Linked DNA regions of Homo sapiens: region 2 is linked to region 1. The links are chromatin contacts, found by Hi-C in ENCODE. All regions are on one chromosome and are shown on one strand. Each heading gives the region's core, a stretch centred on a gene start or an enhancer-like site at or near the end of the contact. The rest is flanking DNA. Distances are from core to core; before and after follow the strand shown. Region 1 has its middle 180 kb from the start of INHBA. Region 2 holds the start of YAE1 (YAE1 maturation factor of ABCE1).

Evidence for each region. A loop is a pair of places that touch in the nucleus more often than their neighbours do. Pooled maps may share reads with other maps.
Region 2: a map of B cell shows a loop between it and region 1 (6-fold over the local background). The contact joins the promoter of YAE1 here to the enhancer-like site in region 1. A Hi-C loop is called at or near these places in 1 of 168 maps with a recorded cell type or tissue (B cell), 1 of 37 single-sample maps with no recorded cell type and 2 of 50 pooled maps.

The regions. Positions count from the first base shown.
Region 1 is chr7:41,880,330-41,883,038 of GRCh38, reverse strand. No RefSeq gene overlaps it. Among named protein-coding and RNA genes, the nearest start is that of INHBA, 180 kb to the right of the region's middle. RefSeq lists an enhancer at 1,051-1,600. Within about 2 kb of position 1,303, at least 12 of the 41 ENCODE cell types and tissues checked have a DNase peak (open chromatin) inside an H3K27ac peak, as active enhancers do; they include B cell, where a contact is called at or near this core.
Region 2 is chr7:39,565,055-39,567,763 of GRCh38, reverse strand. YAE1 (YAE1 maturation factor of ABCE1) reads right to left here and starts at 1,360. Exons shown (of 3, transcript NM_020192.5): 1 at 1,217-1,360. The coding sequence starts at 1,345. YAE1-DT (YAE1 divergent transcript) reads left to right here and starts at 1,415. Exons shown (of 3, transcript NR_187579.1): 1 at 1,415-1,621. It also overlaps the pseudogene TMX1P1. RefSeq lists an enhancer at 1,074-1,523.

The sequences.
Region 1 (2,709 bases), core at 54-2,553:
TGCCTGGCGGGGAGTAATCCCTAGACTGCGGATCTCAAATGTTTGGTGGGGTTTCCCCTACTGCTGGCTTTCATGTTCTCAGGGCATCATTACTGCGGTGGTGCAGCCGTAATGATGGGAAAGTGCCTGCTTTCTCTTTTCCCCCAGGGCCCCAGGGTCATATCTATGGGCTGGCAGACATGTTTTCTCCTTTCTCTTTCCTGTTTGCATTCACCTTGTGATTTTACTGATTTGGGGGTTCAGAGTGGGAAATCAGGCCAAAAATATATACATTCGAGATTTAAAAACTGAGTTATATCCAGCTTCCCCTTGCAATTTGAAATTATACTCCTCTTTCCATCTCTGTGTAAGTATGGGTTTTGACCAGTTTACGGAAAAAGTATATATTGGATCAAAAAGAGGCAATAGTTGGGTGTGACCTGGGAGCCAAAGTATCTAGACACATCTTAATGGGTGGCCTCATTCGTAAGAACAAAGAGAAAGATCCCTTGCTGACTGAGTAGAGGAGAAACAGACATCCTCTGGAGCTGAGGCTGGCAGGGGACGCTACAGCGAGCCGGCCAGTATGAGTTCACAGCCCAGGTCACACACCCTCCCCTCTGCTTGGCAGCAAGCACTATGCCTGGCACAAGTTATTAAGTGTTGTTCAATGTTTTGGATAAATTAAGAGGGGCAAGTGCCAGACTAGATGGTGCCACATTTTTAACTCTGTCCTCTTCCAAACTGTAATCATCTTGGTTCCACCTGCTAATTACCATTCGAATGTATCCCTTCCACTACAATGGCATTGCCTCGCCTCTGATCCTTGGCTTCTACAGCTATTTACTATTACTCCAGATTGGGGTCCTCAGCTGCAGTCAGACCACCAGATAGATCTGTGAGTCCTCAGAGAAAGATCTACCTGTTAGCTAATAAACTAATAAACTTCAGCTCAGGGCCTCACTTGCACGGTCCCTTACAAGAGCTGGGGGAAGACCTTGCAATGTGTTCACATGGTCATATATTTTTGTAAAATGTATTAAAAGTGAGCTATATTTAGCCATAATTGGTTAAGACTGCTTCCCCTTTCTGTTTCGACTTCCCCTCTGTGCACCTACTGTTAGGGTGTCAGCGTCGTCACCAGCACTTTGGGGCCCCAGCTAAAAGGAAGTTGAGTTGCGAATATATTTAGTTTGGGTTCAGTAGGGGATATTTTTGTGGTTGGTAGTTGTTTCTGAATGCAGTTAAGTTATTACTAGTCATCCTGGTGTAGGAACGGCTTCTAGGAATACTCCTACGGCCCCCTGCACTGACGCACCCAGCCTCGTGACAGGAAGTGGAGGGTCAAACGTCATCTGGTGATATGAATTTGTCCTGCAGCATCTGACACCAGACGTTTATGCAGAATCAAGGAGAAGCAAAGTTTGAAATATACAAAGCAGGAAGCTGGTCTCTGGAAAATTCTTCCAAAGTCAGATATGTAAAATCGTAAGCAGAGGACTTTGTTTTCAATGACAGCTAGTCAAAACAGAAGTTGTCTCCTTTCAGGAATATAGCACGCCATGCTGTGTATACAATTATACAGGCCTCATACATTTTCCTTTCCTCCTTGATGAGAATTCTGCAAAAGAGATTTATTGGAATTCTCATGTTTTAACCTATGGTTGTGGTATTTATCATCATTCTAAAGTTCTATTTTTTTTGAGGTTTATCTTCTCATTCTAAATAACTGTTCAGTTTTATACCTAATTATATATTCTTGGTTTTGAATTTTTTTGCTTAAGAAGGGCTCCTCAAATTGTATAACATCAGGTTCCAGAAGATCTGTGTAAGCCACTGACTGTCCCTGGGGTTGTAGTCAGCCTGGTCTTCTCTTTTTTCTAAATTGAGACGGAGTTTCACTCTTGTTGCCCAGGCTAGAGTGCAGTGGCTCTATCTCGGCTCACTGCAACATCTGCCTCCCAGGTTCAAGTGATTCTCCTGCCTCAGCTTTCCAGATAGCTGGGATTACAGGCATCCACCATCACACCCGCTAATTTTTTGTATTTTTAGTAGAGACAGGGTTTCACCATGTTGGCCAGGCTGGTCTCAAACTCCTGACCTCAGGTGATCCACCTGCCTTGGCCTTCCAAAGTGCTGGGATTACAGGCATGAACCATTACGCCTGGCCAGGCTGGTCTTCTTAAAGCAGAAGGCTAGTAGGTGACGGCCCCCTAATTGGAATACTTTGACAACCTTTATCCTTCATAAACTGACATCCACTGCCCTCCTCCTACCTTTCTCATGCTATAGACCAGCCATGTGCACACTGACAGCTCCTGGGACACACAGCTTCATTGTTCGCCCCTCACCTCCTTTGACCATGTGGATCCCTGTAATCCCAATGACTACTTCAGTATTTGTTAGATAATCTTCTGTTTGTCTTTCAAAATACAGCAAAGGCAGAAAATAATGCAGGTGAGGTGAAAACCTGCCAGCATTAGAGTTGGCATAGGGTAGACTGCAGGGCCATGAGTGTTCACAGCTGGCCTCCTTGAGCCAGCCTTTGTAGGCTTATAGGGCCTGGAGCTCAACCATCAGTGGGAAATCTGGCATATACCCCTGGTGCCTGGCCCCTTTCTTGACAAAGAGTGAGTGCCAAATCCGTGTTGTGAAAGGCATCCATGAGACATCCCACTGTGGGTCCACCACCTAAAGCTCTGCAGCAGGAAGGATGTTGGTCTGGACTCT
Region 2 (2,709 bases), core at 111-2,610, 2.3 Mb after region 1:
GTACAAGTTTTCTTTAAAGGTCTCTCCTTTAGAATATAAAATATTATACCATTGAAGAGTTTGGATGTGTAACCTGTGATGCCTTAGAAAAATATCCTAAGCACAAAATAAACTTTTCTAATCACTTCAAAAGATTAAAAAAACCAAAAAACAAAAAACAAAACCCAGCATTAGCAATGTCTTCACAAAAAGGATATATGGAAAATTACACATCTGGGCTCTTGCCAACTGATTGGAATGGTGTGGGTGGGTGAGGAGACAGGGCAAAGCAGAGAGAGGAAATTGTTTAAAAAAAAAAGGATGATGAGAAGTCTGGTTTCAGAAATTTTGCATAATACCTAAATTCAACTAACCTGCAAAAGCTCTGTGGGTAGTGATTTCGTTCTGCATCTCTCACGGTGCCACAGCATTTAAAAGATGCTCAATACTTATTAGTGTGGCCCCAGTCTCACATAAAGCATTTTTGTAATTGACAACATGGTTTTTGGGCTAAGCAAATACCACTCTACTGAAATATTAAACAGGGCAGATTCCCAACTGCAGCTTTAGCGGCAATTTAATGGTTGGCAAATATATTAAGTGGATGTGGACCTCACTATTTGGTCCTCACCCAGAAATACTGTAGGCTGCACACAGAAATTAAGCTTAGTTTCAATGAATAGTGAGACAAATTAGAGATGAAAAAGTTACATCTAACAAATAAAAAAGAAACCAACTTTAATATTCCCTTACCTAGACACCAGTATTCCACATTAGCTTTCCCTTATTGTCCTCTGACAGCATGCTTTAGTTCATCTTTTCAATATGTCTTGATTAACACTACTCCTTAACTTTAGGCTCCCTACCCATTCAAGCCACCCATATAAACTGCGTACACGTCCTTTGACAGCCATAATAAGTATAGTGTATGTTTCTCTCCAGCTCCTTTCCCTGTGATCCTCAACAAACTGCAAACTGTTCAAAGTCTACACATAGTTAATTTTGGTCGGTCCTCAGTTTCTAACGCATCCCGTAGGCGCTCAAAGAATGCGTCTTGTTGTTTTACACGCTTTCAAGTAACCATCGAGAAATCCTAGCAAGACGCGGGTCGGACCGGGTCCCTAGGGATAAAGAGAGCAGCGCCGGGCCAGGCTGGGGCCACTCTGGACCCAGCTTCTTCACAACTCCGCGCCTCTTCCCACAACCCAGCACCCCGCGCCGTCCACACCACGTTTACTTTGACTCGTCTTTGCATGTTACTCTGCCATTCCCGCTGCGCCAGGAGCGACTCGTCTGCTTCTTCGTCAAACACGTCCCCTTTGTCTCCAGGGCCCTGGATCAAGGAGGCTGCTTGAACCCACGACATCACCGAGGCAATTACGGGGTCGCAGGCCACCGGAAGCGCCAACAACTCCTTCCGGTCCGAAGGCGGGGCGAAGACGGCGAGTGGAGGCTCGGGAGGGGCTGCGTGTGCGCGGAGGCGGGCTGTGGCCCGTGGCCGCCGCCGGAGCCTTTCGCTTGCGGTGATTTTGGGCTCCCTCGGTTGGCAGTGTTGATGTGTGCCTGTGAGTTGTGAGCGAGGCAGATTTCCTCGCGTGGCCGGCACGACCTTCACCTTTGCAGAAGGCAACCGGGACCCTCAGTGAGACACCTTCCATTTCCACCGTAGTCTTACCATGGTCTGGGTTTTACATTCGCGCGCTTTGGTAAACTATTAAAGGTAGTAAAGTCGATGGGCGATTACCACCCAAATACTTTGTCTCTTTTGGAATCTCCTCTGCATTTAAAGGATTTGACAAGCCGACATTTTAAACTGTTAGGATTGTGGAGTAAAGGAAAATAGGATCGAAAAGCGAGGTACTGTAGCCAATTTGAGATTAGTAAGAAATATAGAGTACATTTGTAAAGCCAATATATTTTTTCATTGATTCACGATATCCTTCTGCCTCCCATTCCTGTTCATATGCCCTAAAGTAAACAGTTGGTTTGGTAAGGGTGGGGACTTGTGTCAACACCAGGACAGTTCTGACACATAGTAAATGCTGAACTCTATTTTGGTGAATGAATGAATACCTGTAGTATTCCTGTTTTGCCCTTTGCCTGGGTAAAATGAGTCATGTGATTATGATTTATTTATCTAACAATTTATTGAACACCTACCTTGTGTCAGGTACCATTCCAGGCTTTGGGATACATCAATGAACAGACGGAAGTTCCCAACCCTTGTCGACTTTATAGTCATGTAAAATTGACAGGATAAACAATAAGCAATATATAAGTAGCATAAGGTTTGTTAGAAGATCATAAATAAATGCTATGAAAAAAATTTTTAAATAAGCACAGTAAGAACCATAAGTGTGTGGGAGTGGGTGGTTGGTTCATGTTACAATTTTAAATCTCCAGAGAGAATTTGGCATCCCACAAATAAAAAATATATAAACTACAAATATGTATATTTTATTAATGTAAATATATTAAGATATATGTATATATCTTTATTAGGAACAAAATGGTAGTAAGCAATAAAGATAACAATAAAATAGAAAACCTCAAAACTTGAATAAGTAAGTCCAATTCTTTTTTGTATTATTTGAAAACACCAATAAGATAGATAATCCTGTCATGACCCAGATTTTTAAAGAGAACAAAATTATACAAGAATGAGAAATGAGATAACCACTGATGCAGAAGGAGATTAAAATATTAATTACCAACTAAAACTCAAAAGCA